Regions from separate parts of the Homo sapiens genome. Here region 2 is linked to region 1. Evidence: chromatin contacts called from ENCODE Hi-C data. All regions are on one chromosome and are shown on one strand. The core of a region is the stretch at or near the end of the contact, and the rest is flanking DNA. Distances in the headings are between cores, read along the strand shown. Region 1 holds the start of STAT4 (signal transducer and activator of transcription 4). Region 2 holds the start of STK17B (serine/threonine kinase 17b).

Region 1 (7,229 bases), core at 1,769-4,268:
TGCATCTACTGAGTAAAAAGTGGACCATAAAATAAATTCACATGGATAGAGCATCAGACATTTGTGCATCAACTTCTAGGGAAAATATGTTTGATCCTACCAGTCTTGATTTTCAATCCATTGGGCCAACAGATGCCGAATTTCCATGGGAAAGTTGTCATCATAGAATTGATCCACCTGCTCCAAAAACTTGATTTCTAACTGTTGGACTTGATTCCACTGAGACATGCTATAAAAGAAGGTGTAGAATTAGAGTTTTAAAATATTGTTCATAGCCCTAGTACATATTTTCTTCTTTCCTTAGAATTAGTCAATGTTATGACTGAATTCCAATATATCCAAGGATACAAAAATTTCACTAAGGTTTTTTTTCATAATTCAACCCTAATGAAGGGAGCAGCCTTCTTTCTGTGCCCCTAAACTACAGCCTTCCTTGCTCTAAAATGAACTCCTGTTCTACCTGCTCCAAAAAGTTTTCACTCCCACTCTGCCAAACACCCCACATCCTGCCCACAGCTGTCTATGTGAATTTCTATTATCAACAAGCTCTTTCCCTATCTCTTGTCCCCTCAACATTTAGACTTGGAGCAACTTGAAGGCAAACGTATTTGACATTTACTATACCTCCTAAAACCCTCTAAGACTTTATATGTGAGGAACAACCCCCCAAGAAGCTTCTTTTATATGAAATTGCCAAATTTCTTTTTTCTTTATTTCAGATTTGTCTGGCTTCTAGAGTCAGCTTTATGTTCTTGACTTCTAGTCCAATTTTGTCTTAGCTTCATGAAGAATTTTATGTATGCATTTTCGTAGGCTCCAGTTTTTTAAATTAAAAATATTTCTGAACCAGTGAATGTGTTTCATTTCTCTCTGTGAGGATCCATTATAGATGGGCAAAGCTCTTAAAGGATGTAGTCTTTTTGTCTCTGAGAAACATCTGATAGTGGTTAAACCCTCAAGTTACTTAAGGAGTAAGAAACCACACTTGATACCTATTTGGCAGCCTGTCATAAAAGAAAAGTACGCATTTCCCCCTTGTAACCCCACTCTGGCCAATTTAGAAGCTGTAGACATATTTCCTAACTCAGGAAAATTAGTATGACGCTGCCTCCTTGAAATTACAGCATTTTATGTTTTCCAAAGTCAAATTTTTGGTTGTTTTCTCAGCAATTCTAAGTCAAGTAAAAACACCAAACCCCCTTTTACATGATTAATCACCATAACATTTCAACATATCTCATAGATAGGCTAAGGTTTCCTTTTGCCTATAGAACACCAGGGTAATTTCATATATTTCATATACATATTCTTTGGGTTTTAAGTAGAATCATTTTGAGCACCTTTTCCCTGAGCTCCTGGTAAATGACTTAAAATTTATAAAAAAACGTGTTGCCAATGTTTTGCTAAAGAGAAAGCAAGTGGGAAAAGAAGTAATGTTTTATTTGCATATCATTTTATATTTATGAAAACCTTTACACTTTACAATTCTAGGCATATTGTAAATGCTCAATCAATGCTTGTTAAATGAAGAATGAGTGGCACTCCTGACATTGCTATGAATATGGTAGGTGGATATAAGTAGTATGTCAACTTTAAAAAGGAAAAACTTGAAGATCAAATAGGCGAAATGACGCCTGCCTAATGTGTGAGGCTTCTAAGGGACAACCTGAGGTTTCCTGAGTCTGAACCATTTGTTTTTCCAGATATCGGATGTATATATATTCCATCGGATGTGTATATATTCCACACAAAATTGGAACATTTGTTCTCATGCTACTATCAACATTGTCCTATCTATCAATTTATTTTAGTTAATGACAACAGAGAACATGAGTTGAAAATAGCATTACAGTTTTTCATCATACTATTGTTAAACCCCCGCTATGATTTGGATGAAAAATCTATTTTCTAACTAAAACTTACAGGTAGATGGGAGGAATAAGTTCTAGTGCTGTAACACTAGGATGAATATGGTTAACAATAACTTAGTGTATATTTTCAAAAAGCTAAGAGGATTTTGAATGTTCACAACACAAAGTAATGATAAATGTTTGAGGTGATGGATATGCTGAATATCCTTTGATCATAACACATTGTTCATATTTATTGAAATATCACTGTATATTCCATAAATATTTACAATTGTGTGTCAAATGAAAATAAAAGGAAAATTAAAAAAAATAAAAATAAACACCGAAAAAAATCACTACTAAGATCTGAGTCTTTCGGAGAGCTGAATTCAAAGCTGAAAAAAGGAAGAAGAAGGAATACATAGTCCTAGGACATTTTCTATTGCAGCCTCTGGGAACGCCTTTAGACATCCTTCAGCAGGTTTCTTTGCTTTCACTCTCTAGGGGCTACTTCTTTCTCATGAAAACTGTGACGTTGCTTCTGAAAACTCAGTGCCTGTCTGTCCTTTTTGCGTGCATTTCCTAGAAGATCCCACTAAAGGGGCATTTTGTCCCACCGTCTGTGAGCTGGTGGTGCCGCTTTGGCTCTGTGGCCTGTAGCTTGCAAAAGGAGATGACCTGCCCTAAAATGTCACTCGCGCCCATCAAAGCCACAGTCACCGGCTGCCGTAGCTGCAAGCTTTTTTCTGAAATCCAGGTACGCTAATCTAAAGTCAGACATCACAGCTCTAGAGAAGCTGGCTAAGAAAGTGAAGAGGGGCTCACTTTCAGCCTCCGCGAGGACACACCTCCGCAGCCGCCGCAGCTCCCCTGGCCCCCGCAGGGAGATTCGCCCGGGCACCGTGGCGCGGGCCTGCGGAGCGGTTTCCGCGGAGAACCCGTGCCAGGGCGCATCTGTGGGTCGTGGAGTCGGGCGCTTCCTTCTATAATAAGCCTCCTCAGGAAGGTTAAAATGAAGCAATTGTCAAAACGCCAAGGGAAAGCAAAGCTTCAGAGTATCCTGCATAATAAGCATGTCCTCCTTACAAGAGGCAGCCAGAAGGTGTGGTCTGGCCACTTACCTAGCGCTCTCTCAGCACAGGTCCCAGGCAGTGCTCAAGTCCAAAGTCAGAAGCGCCCCTCACAGTCCCTAGGAGAAAGCCGCTGACGCCATCATCAGTAGGGGATTTGCATTTCTCCTCCCACTTGAGGCTTTCCTGTGCGTCAGTGTTCGAGTCTCTGGGACTTTACTTGGGTCAGTTCCCACCCACTCTATTCTAGAAATGCTAACACGCAGAAACTGCCAGGCTGGAGCCCCTTCACCGGGCGTCCTCTTCCCTCTTATCCCTCCCAGCGGCTCTCGCAACTGCAGGTGGCTCAGCAGTGCCAGGAAAAAGGGGAGGGGCGGGGCATACATTTTCTTCAGTGGTTTCCTTAGACAATCTGAGATCCTCTGCAGAGTTACTTACCTGGAGCCCAGTTCTTCAGCTTCCTCTCTCCCTAGTATAAGGCTCCACTCAGCCTGGTGAACCACCCCTGGGATGGAAGGGATGGGTAGCCAGGATCAAAACACCAAACTCATAGACCTTACTGGGCTCCAATTCCAGCGGGGTCCGCTCACTCCGACGAGGGTGACCTGACCCAGAGGGTTGGGCCAAGTCCTGGGTAGGCCACCAGTGCTTGCCCTTCCTGACCTAGCCTCCTCCTACTCTCCTTGAGTAGCCTTGCCCCTGGTTGCTACGGTGCGTTCTTCTCCCTTTGTGACATCAGCCTGTTCTAGAATCACAGAGTTGGAGGAAGTCTTGGTCCCATCTAATGCTAAATCCTCTTTCATATCTGAAGAGACCCAGTGAGGTGACCAAGAGGACTCAATAAGTTAGCCACGGAGCCCGATAATAGCCCAGGTGTTTCCCTTCCCACTTCAGTGGTCTTTTCATTTCATCTCCTTGTAGTTAGCTCTTAACCCCTTGATTCACAGTAGGGGTTCAATAAAATAAAGAGAAGTCCAGGCGTGTGGCTCACACCTGTAATCCTAGCACTTTGGGAGGCTGAAGTGGAAGGACTCCTTGAGCCCAGGAGTTTGAGACCAGCCCAGGCAACACAGTAAAATCCCACCGTATATTAAAAAATCAATAAAAATGTTTAAGAAAGTAAAAATAGTAAAACAAAGACAAAAATAAAGACAGACAGACAGACTGAAAGAAAGGTAGAAAGTGTCACTCAATTTGGTTATACACATGCTTAGAGCAATATACCAAGGTGAAAGGCCTGCCTCCCTCTTCCCTGACGGGTTTCACACAGGTACACCCTCTGGATTCTTCTCTCCCAGGTGACATTATCATGTGCTTAAACTTACCACCCACCCCCAAATAGGTCAATCAATCCAAAGTCACACTTTCCATATCACTGTAAATTTCCTGGTTAGGTAGGCCTGGTCCCCACTGCTTGTTGAGCAGGCAGTTTCCAGGAGCTTATGCTGCTCTGACCCTACATAAGAAAGTGCCAATTTCAGGCTATTCCATAAGCTACTAAGCAAAGTCTGATTTTCTTCTGGAGAAGCTGTCACTGCCTATAGGAAAAAAATCCAAATTCTTGGCAGTTTAAGTTCTGTACAGTTTGGTCCCAACCTATCCAGGAAACTTTTCTCCCCTATAAGAGCCCATGATGTGACCCAAGCAGTCACCTCAGCTGCCCAGATTAACCTCATATTTCACTACCGAGGCTTTCTTCAACTGGATATTCCTCCCTGAGCCTACCTACTTAGTGAAATCCTATAGTTCTCAGTGAAGACTTCCCGATGACCTGAACCCACAGCAATGTTTCCCTGCTCCAAATTCTTCATACTTCCTGTCCAAACCAGCGCTCTCCAAGAGAAATAAAATGTAAGCCACATATGTAATTGTAAATTTTCTCATAGCCATATTAAAAAGGAAAAAAGCACAGGTGAAATTAATTTTAATATTGTAAATAACCCAATATATACAAGAATCTTAACATTTTGGCATATAATCAATATAAAAAATTATCAATAAGATACTTTGCATTCCTTATTTCATACTCAATCTCTGAAGTCTGGTGTATATTTAGCACTTACAGGGCATGTCAGTTAGGACTAGCCACATTCCAAGCCACATATGGCTAGTGGCTGCCGTGTTGGACAGTGCACATCTAGACCACTTATTTAGCACTTTTCACTTCCTGCCTCATAGTGTTAGTCACACTGGTTTTACATGTCCTTATCATTATCATATTCAATTGTTGAGTGCCTGCTGTACAAAACAGAGTTTGTTCTCCTCCTCCTTTTCAGGGCCTTACCTTGCGGCTTCCACAGCAGTTTTTAAACCTTTTGTTCTCAAGATACCATTATTCCCTTAAAAATTGTTGACAAACCCAAGGAATGTTTGTGTATTACTGTTCTGGATGAAATTTTTATTTACTGTGTTAAAACTTAAATCTGAGAAAAAATTAAAATATGTATTTATTCCTTCAAAATGACAATAATAAACCCACTCCATGTTAAACATGTTTTAAGAAAAACAAATATATCTTCCAACATGAAAAACGTAATGAGAAGAGTGGCATTTTAAAAATCTCTTTAATGTCTGGTTTGAGAGAAGACAGCTGGATTCTCATATCTGTTTCTGCATTTAATCTGCTGCAAAGTATTATTTTGGTTGACATATTTGAAGAAAGTATGGACTCACACATTTATGTAGTTGGAAAAGGGGAGTATTATAATGACCTTTTCAAATAATTATTCTTCTTTGATACCACATCAAAACTCAATGAGTGGTAGTTTCTGAAGGGCTAGTTGCATTGTGAAATCTGAAACCTTATCAACATATACTTTATGTATACTTTATGTAAACATATACTTTATGTATACTGTTACATTCAAATCTTTTGTTGTATATATTTTGAATGAAACTATTACCCACAAATTATTTTGCAATGTCAGACACTGGTCATTTAAAAAACATTGGTCCACTGAAGTATGCAGATTTTCTAAATGCTGCCTACTTCATCATACAATGAATACAACATTTCATCATACAGTGTTCAGAAATTCATGTCAGGTAATATCAATGTTGATCTCATCATGTAAGTATTTTAAATACTGGGAAGCAGTCAAGCTCAAATTCTAATTTTTGCTTGAAAGCTCAGTTTTATTATTGGCAGCAGATACTACCAGTTGTTTTCCTTAAAGTGACAGGCTCGTCTTGGCAACTCAAACAATCACGCAAGTGCTTTTCCTCGAGATGACCATCATCCTTTAATATGTGCCTTTTCCATTTCATCACAAAGAATATTAAAAAGACGTGTACTTAAGGTCTGAGATTTAATAAAATTAATAATTTTTACTGCTTCATCAAAAACATTCTTAAGTCAAACTGGCATTTTATTGTAAGTGCATGGTGGTGAAATATACAACTGCTAGTATAATTTGGCACCACTTCCTTGCTTTGTGCTAAGGCCCCAACAGTTTCACCCACCTTTGCTTTGGTACCATTGGTGCAAATGTCAGCAGGGTGAAAAGACAAAACTGTATTAGTATTATTATAAAAATAGTTTAACCTTGCAGATGCTCTAAAAAGATCTCGGGGACCACTCCCAGGGATCTGCAGGTAACACTTAGAGAACCTCTGCTCTATTTGCCATATGCTGCCAACTGTAACTCGTTTATCCAGAGATGTCTATCATGAGGGACTCTCTGCCCAAATACGCACTTTTTTCTTGGTTAAATCTTCTGCCTTGAACCTCTGTCTTCCTTCTGTATTTCATGAGTGGAGGAAGACATCTAAGAAAGGGCGCTTCTATGTCCAATTTGTTTCTCTTTTTTAGAATCAAAACTAAATAAGCAGGTCTGCAGTTTCTTGACCCTACACTGGCCCTGGCCTTGTCAGTCCCTCAGAGACAAAGACATAAAAAAATTCGAAGTAAAATGAAGAACAAACCAAATGCTAAAATGAAACCCCTGGAAGGTTTTCCAAATTCAAAGGCCCCCACAGATTCCTGTCTCCTTTCTCAAACAGCCACCCAGTTGCCCTGGTGATAAGCCCTATATCTAATTTTTTGCTGCATCATGCTAAGAAGAAAATCCCAGATTAAAGACTTTCAGAAAAGTAGCTTCTAGTTCTGGTGTGTCAATTTCTAGTGGCACAAAGTTATATAAGTTACCTAACTTCTCTAACCCCAAAACTCCCTGTCTATAAAAGTGGGGATATTATGTCCCACCTGAAATTGCTGGGAAAAGTCAAAGATATAATGTAAGAAATGGGATCAGGTTAAATGCTGAATCAATAGCTGTTAATAATAGAATAATAAACAAGTTATGGGTAA
Region 2 (7,229 bases), core at 1,266-3,765, 5.0 Mb after region 1:
ATACTATTTTTTTTTTTTTTTTTTTTTTTTTTGAGACGGAGTCTCCCTCTGTTGCCCAGGCTGGAGTGCAGTGGCGTGATCTCGGCTCACTGCAACCTCGGCCTTCCGGGTCAAGCAACTCTTCTGCCTCAGCCTCCCGAGTAGCTGGGACTACAGGCGCGCGCCACAATGCCCGGCTAATTTTTGTATTTTTAGTAGACACGGGGTTTCACCATATTGGTCTCGAACGCCTGACCTTATGATCCGCCCGCCTCGGCCTCCCAAAGTGCTGGGATTACAGGCTTGAGCCACTGCGCCCGGCCAGAATACTATTCTTAACTGCCAATCTTACATACAGAAAATGTGAATTACAATATACTATGCATGCAATTTTAAGGCAATTTAACGATTAAGTGAAAGTGTTATTAACTGAATTCCTTGACTTCTTGTGTCTCTAAAATTAAAGCAAAAATATTTTCATAAGGAAATTCTCCCTTATAATTATCAAAGAGCTTTAAAACATGTTAAAATGTTCACTTAACAAAAGTAAAACAGAGCAAGCTTAAAAATAAAATTATCTGATTAGAAACGTCAGCCATAAAAATGCTTGTATCTTCTTCAAATTTGTTACTCATATGCTAACACAGCGATTAGTCAAACCTCCAACTTCCTAAAAACGCATTCTATCTTAACCAAATCGTAATTCACTAATCAATGATCCCAAGAGAAACCGCAACCATTCTATTCACACACAAAAAAGGATGGTCTTCAATTACAGAAATTCTACTTTTAAAAAGTCTTGCCATGTAAGCAAATATATTTCACCTCAATTTTGGATCCCTACTTTAGAAAAAAAAAAAGATCTAAAATGTACAATATGTATCTCAAAAATAAAACATCTATTAATACCTCCAATTATTAAGATACTAGAAAAAGTTTAATTGAGCATCTGCTCAGAGGAGGAGGATCCGAGGCAGATGAGTTTAAAACTTTTGCACCGCTTCTATGGACCAGTTTTCTTAAAAAATACACAATCCTAGGGGTACACGGTCTAATATTTATAAAATAAGCACTTGTTGAAAATTACTTCCGAACAGTTCACCATAAAACTAAAAAACAGTGTTATCAATGAGAAAGTAGGTTTATTTTCCTTTAATAAAATTGTGCTCCTGGGTTCAAAATGCCAGGTTACATACGCTGCCACTCATTTCTACAGAGCTATGCTGTCTCCGCGCAGACATTCTCATAGACTTGAAAACGTAAAGTGGCCACACCACGTCAAACGTCCCTGGCAAGGTTCTGCTTATCATTAGCACCACAGATGTAAACATTACGTCGACAAAACAATCGGTGAATGTGATACACAGTCCTCATGTGTTTAAATATTAGTGAAATCTGATAAGTATTACGATTTTAAAAACGTATTTTCTTAATTCCAATTTCCAAATTGATGTCAGAGTGCCTCTAGTCCAGACAGAAACTAATGCCAGCTACCAGCTGCTATAAAGCCTCTTTCAACTTTGTCTCTACTTCTCCCTCGGAGGAAATTCAAATGAAACGCTTTTCCCTACAATAAAACAAAGAGCCTGGGTAAATGTCAAAAATCGTTGGCATCCAGTAGTGGTATAGTTTGAGGATGAGTCGTGCACACTAAGTGGGTCACAAGGCATCAAAGCAAAAATCAGATCGCTGAAAATCACGGAAACAGCTGTAGCCCGTCTTGATCTCTCGCTGGTTTTAAAACACTGTTCCCAAGCAGTAACTGAAAACGTCCCACAAGATGAACACGAACTTTCTCTAGACGAAAGGCAGCTGGGAGCAGGACGCGTCCACGAGTCCCGATGGGAACGCGCCCACGCCGCAGCTGGGACTCGGGAGAGGCTAGGGGGACCGCGTGGCCTTGCTGTGGAAGGGACCCGCGCGGGCCCGCCGCGAAGGGGGCCCTGCCTGGCGCGACCTGGGGAGAGCCGGGGCCGGCCGGGTGGAGGGCGCACGGGGACACACGGACACGCACAGACACAGACACGCGCCCCGGGCTGAGGAGGGTGGTGGGAGGACCGCCGGCCGCCCCCCGCGCGGAGCCCCAGGGAACCCGGACTCCAGCCGCAAAGCGGAGAGGCGCCAGCAGCAATCAGCCACCTCAGGGGCGGCGGAGTCCAAGCCCCTCTCAGCCGGACCGTACCGCCTAAACCCTCCTCGGGTCCTCCTTCCTCACGTATGAGGTCTCTGTACCGAGGCGGCTGGTTCCATCGCAGCCCCGAGCCAACCCGCCAATCCCGCAGGACACTAACCGCTCCGGCCGCCGCAGGTTCTCCCGGGACTGCCCCCTCCAGGGGGCCGCTGTCCCGCCCCACGCCGGGGGCCGCCACAGGACGAGTTCTCTAGCTCCAGCCGGGCGAGGCGCCAGGGAGCTCCGAACGTGGCAGGATCCACTTTTACTTTTCCAGACAAGGGCCGACGGTTGTGACCTGGCTTCTCGTGAAGTGACTCCTGGCGACAGCAGCGGAGAGGACTACCGAAGCTTGCAGTCGCGGTTTGAAAACTGCAGCCGCGTCTGGGGCATCGCCGTTCGCCAGATCCCTCCCCCTAGGTCGGGAGAGCCAATCGGAACGGGTGCGGAGGGTGGGTCTGTCACGTGACGGGAGGGGCGGGGCACCGGCCGGGGGCGCGTGTGCGGGGCGGGGCCCGGCGGTGAGAGGGTGCGGCGCCTGGCTGGCCCGAGGCGGGGCGGGGAGGCGCGGCGGCGTGGCGGCGCAGGTGGGGCGCACTCGGGCTGCCGCGAGGGAGGGGCGGAGGGGGCGGCGCTGCAGAGGGGGCGCGCGGGGCTGGAACTACTGCTCTGTGTACTCCTTCCCACCTTCAGAGAGGTCAGTTCGAGAGGTGTGAATATCCGGAGACCGGGGAGAAGGAAGCCGCAAAATTCGTCCCAGCTGCCTGCGACTAGTTACCAAACTTCAGTGCCTACCAAAGACCTATTTTCTGACTCTTCTTGAGAGTCTTCCTTAGGACCGGAACGTACCCTGTAAGTGGAGAACCCAGTTTGCTACAACTTGGCAGAGGTTCCTCGGAGTGTCAACATCAGTTGGGGATTTATGGAACCTAGACCCCACTGCTAACGTCCGCTGTCGCGAATGGTGTCCCTTCTGAGGCACTGACTGAAGGCAGTGTAGGGAGGGTCCCAATAGGCTGAATAGCCGATTTTGCATTTATAGTGCTAAGGAAAAAGATGAAAGCCCTCAGCAACCTACTCAAGATCTGTTATCCTTTGAAGACAGTGGAAATTTTCAAAGTTCTGTGCAAGACACAAATGTTTTACATAGATATATAATCCTAGTTTATATGTATAGGATACACACATACTCATACATATATGGGATTAGTTATGTAATCTAGGATTGCTTTCAGAGGACATTTACGATAATTGCAGAAAACCCTTCCGTGGGAAAGGATACTGGGAGTGGAGTCGTCCTCTTGCTTTCAAAAGACTTAATGTTCAGTTAGCATATAAAGGACAGGTTTTCTTGTTCTATCCCAGTAAGCCAAGCAAATTCCTGTGAAGCTAGCTGTTTCCCTTTCCTACTGCATTTTCCCCAAGATAAAGGTATAGAATGCATCACAGCCCTTTTATGAAGTCTGTTTGTTGTTACTTAGGTTAACTCCTCCTCCCAGGTTAATAATGTCTTGCCCCTAAACCTTGTCAAATGGAGAATATTGCTTCCATCTATCTAATTTCTTGTTGCTAACAATTGGGCTGACTAGAGAAGCCTAAAGTTAGGATGAAAATAAAATGCCACACACTGGAATTAACTTTTCTGGGGTATAAGAATCCGTAAGCAATGAGACTGTTCCCATCTTTTCTTTCATGAGCATAGGTGTTGCATTCCAGAGGTCTCAGCACCAGTACCAAAACTAGTAACCTCTTGGGGGTCACAGGATTACATCATTATGGTGGTTTTGGGGTTGTGTGTTTAACTTTGGACCTCCTTAATTTCAACATTTCATCAATTGCCAGCTTTTAGCAATCTTCTCACACTCACCCCATACTCCCCGTCACTAATCCAGTCCCAGATCACTTCACACCTAGACACAGACTTTTCTCTCTCTGGCACCACTGTAAGCCAGTCCTCTTGGTCACAATACCTCTGCTGTAACCAGCCAGCCTCCTAGGGATATTGTCATGTCTTGCATTTTCCTGCTTCTGCCTTAGCTCCAGCTTATCACCATCCTCCTCATCCATACCTGTTCATCAGTTTCTGACTTTAAGAAGGTTACCCTCTTCAGGAATCAGAACTCTGCTGATTCCTACTTTCTGTTCCCAGCCTGATCACCTCTGCCTTATGTTCTTTGGTGCAGGGCTGATAGTTTGTGTTTCTTTTATGACCCTAAATAGATTGTTAACCCTTGTGCCTGATGTCAGATTTGTTAACTAGGACTTACCACACTATCCCAAGGACATTCAACTACACTTACTTGGTCTCAGGCACTGTGGTTCAAGTAACAAGGAATTCCTGGTGCTGAGGAGGAGGCAGTACATCTGTGGCCTTGCAGGAAAATTCAGAAGTCAATACATTCCTCCATCCACCTCATTTACCTAAACTCATTCATCACCGTGTCAAAGATATATGTTCCTGCTCTCATTCCCTTGAGTAGGAAATCTCCAGGTGACCTGATGGTCATTCTGTGGTCATTGCTTCTGACCACACAGTTCATTAAGTTGACCATCCTTGAATGACACATTCCGACCAGGGATGGCGGTTGTTATGGGCTCAGTTGTGTTCTTTTCCAGTTCATACGTTGAAATTCTAACCCTCAGGAACTCAGAGTATGACCGTATGTGGAGATAGGGCCTTTAAAGAGGTAATTAAGGTAAAATGAGATAATATGAGTGGCCCCTGATCCAAGATGACTGGTGTCCTGATAAGAAGAAATTAGGACACATACAACACTGACTAAGGGACCACCCTGTGAGGACATAACAAGAAGGTGGCCATTTGCAAAGCAAGCAGAGAGGTTTCAGAAGAAACAAGACCTGCTGATATCTTGATCAACAGCCTCTAGCCTCCAGAACTGTCTGTTGTTTAAGCTGTCCGCTCTGTGGTATTTGTTATGGCAGTCCAAGCAAACAAATACAGTGGTCCTCCTGGATCACTCCAGGTTAGTAATCACACACTGACTGGGAGCGATGATCGTTCCCAGTCACTGCTTACCACATGTGGCCAGGGAAGGTGATCCTCTCCGGTAATGGCACGACACTCACCATATTCTGTCCAGGGAAGGGACCTTCCCCAGTCACATCAAGTCAGTCACCGCATACTGACCACATAATGATCAAGGAAAGTGATTCTCACCGATTCCATGTTTACTCCCTGTAGATGCAGAAAAGGAGGGTTTTGCACAGAGCAGAAGGCCTCAAACTCAAAACTCTTGCCACTGACACACCCTCCTTCTGAAGAATTCATGTGGAAAAGGCAAAACAAGCTCTACTACCTGTCTAGAACTGAATATACCAGAAACCTGTGGCTAGGCTAAAGGTAGCCAGACGCAGGCAAGGCCAACAGCCTCTGAAGGGGCGTGGCTCAACCCCCCACCCAACAGGGGTGCTCACTGAATGGAGACAGGCTCCTCCAAACAGATCCCCTCTCTGGAGGTAGGAATAGTGAGTGTACTCAGATGGAGATGTCGCAGTGCATTTACTCATGGTGCCTACAGCACATTGCAATTTTGAAAGCACTGAGAACCAGAGAGACTCTAAGAGACCTCACATCCCCTGACTCTCTTGAAACACTATTAGCAAAGCTAATTGGGGCTAGTTTTGTCTGATGAGAGTAATAACTCAGACTGGTACAAGTGTCTTCCTTAAAGGGTGACACAGCTTTCCTCTCCAAAACATCCATGATCAACTAGGGCCAATATGCCAATCCAACCACTCACTGCAGTTTATAGAGTATAACCTGTCCTGTAAAAGCTGTCCAAAAGAAATGCCACGCACATTGGCAAATGTTCTACTAGTCATATTTTAAAAAGTAAACACAGATAAAATTAATTTTAACAATTTATTTTATTTAACCCAATATTTCTAAAACATTGTCATTTCAACATGTAATCAACAAAAATTATTGAGACATTTTACTTCCTTTTTTAATATTGTCTTAAATCTAGTATTTTATACTTACAGCATGTCCCAATTCAGATGCCAAATTTTCATCGGAAACACTTGATCTGTATTTAGATTTCACAAAATTTACTGTTGCAAAAAGCAGATTCACATTCCTAAGTTGTTTTGAACAAACTAAAGTTTTTCACGCCAGGTGTGGTGGCTCATATCTGTAATCCTAGCACTTTGGGAGGCCAAGGCGGGCAGATGATTTGAGATCAGGAGTTCAAGACCAGCCTGGCCAACATGGTGAAACCCCGTCTCTACTAAAAATACAAAAATTAGCCAGGCATGGTGGCAGGTTCCTGTGATCCCAGCAACTCAGTAGGTTGAGGCAGGAGAATCACTTGAACGCAGGAGGCAGAGGTTGCAGTTAGCCGAGATTGTGTACCACTGCACTCCAGCTTGGGCGACAAAGCGAGACTCTGTCTCAAAAATAAATAAAGTTTTTCAATAACTAAATACAGTATCAGTTTCTTAATATAAATTTAATGACAATGAAATAAAATAGAAAATTTTGTCATGTTAGCCACATCCCAAGTGTTTCATGGCCACATGTGGCTACTAAGTTAGGCAGTGTAGGTCTGAAGGGCTAGAAACGTGCCTTCTAATTGTGTCTAAATTTCCAGTGCTAGAGACAATCAGAGCAGTCTGGAGCTAGAAAAATTCTTGCAGTTCAGTAACCCAACTCCCTTGTTTTAGAAGGGAAGAAACCTACAGTGAGAGAAGTTGAGGGACTTGCAAAAGATCACACACCTAAATTCGGTGGTACATATCTGAACAATAATTTAGGTCTCCTGACTCTTAATCCTAAGATATTATTTAAGCCTCTTCACATCAGACATACTTCAGAATAAAGTAATTTTTAAATTTATCTGAATCATCACTCCGATGATACAGGCAAGAGAAAGCAAACCTGTATCCCAACTGCATTCTCATAACCTGATAAGAGCACACCCTACAATATTTAAGGCACCCTCCTTCCACTCTGTCTTAGGGTCCATGTGGTTTCATCTGTCAGCTCTCTTACCTCAATGCATCACTGCTTCCTCTCCTTGGAGCCACCTGGCCGAACATCGCTGCCGCCCGCCCACAG

Evidence for each region. Hi-C counts contacts between places; a loop is a spot of excess contacts on that map. Pooled maps may share reads with other maps.
Region 2: a pooled map shows a loop between it and region 1 (6-fold over the local background). The contact joins the promoter of STK17B here to the promoter of STAT4 in region 1. A Hi-C loop is called at or near these places in 5 of 50 pooled maps.

Annotation. Positions count from the first base shown.
Region 1 is chr2:191,147,976-191,155,204 of GRCh38, forward strand. It overlaps STAT4 (signal transducer and activator of transcription 4), which reads right to left and starts at 3,019. Exons shown (of 24, transcript NM_003151.4): 1 at 2,972-3,019; 2 at 101-229. The coding sequence starts at 228. RefSeq lists a silencer at 2,659-2,708 and enhancers at 3,179-3,228, 3,359-3,438.
Region 2 is chr2:196,169,063-196,176,291 of GRCh38, forward strand. It overlaps STK17B (serine/threonine kinase 17b), which reads right to left and starts at 2,516. Exons shown (of 8, transcript NM_004226.4): 1 at 2,271-2,516. LOC101927454 (a long non-coding RNA gene) reads left to right here and starts at 2,477. Exons shown (of 2, transcript XR_923737.2): 1 at 2,477-2,569; 2 at 2,843-3,786. RefSeq lists silencers at 1,842-2,061, 2,582-2,811.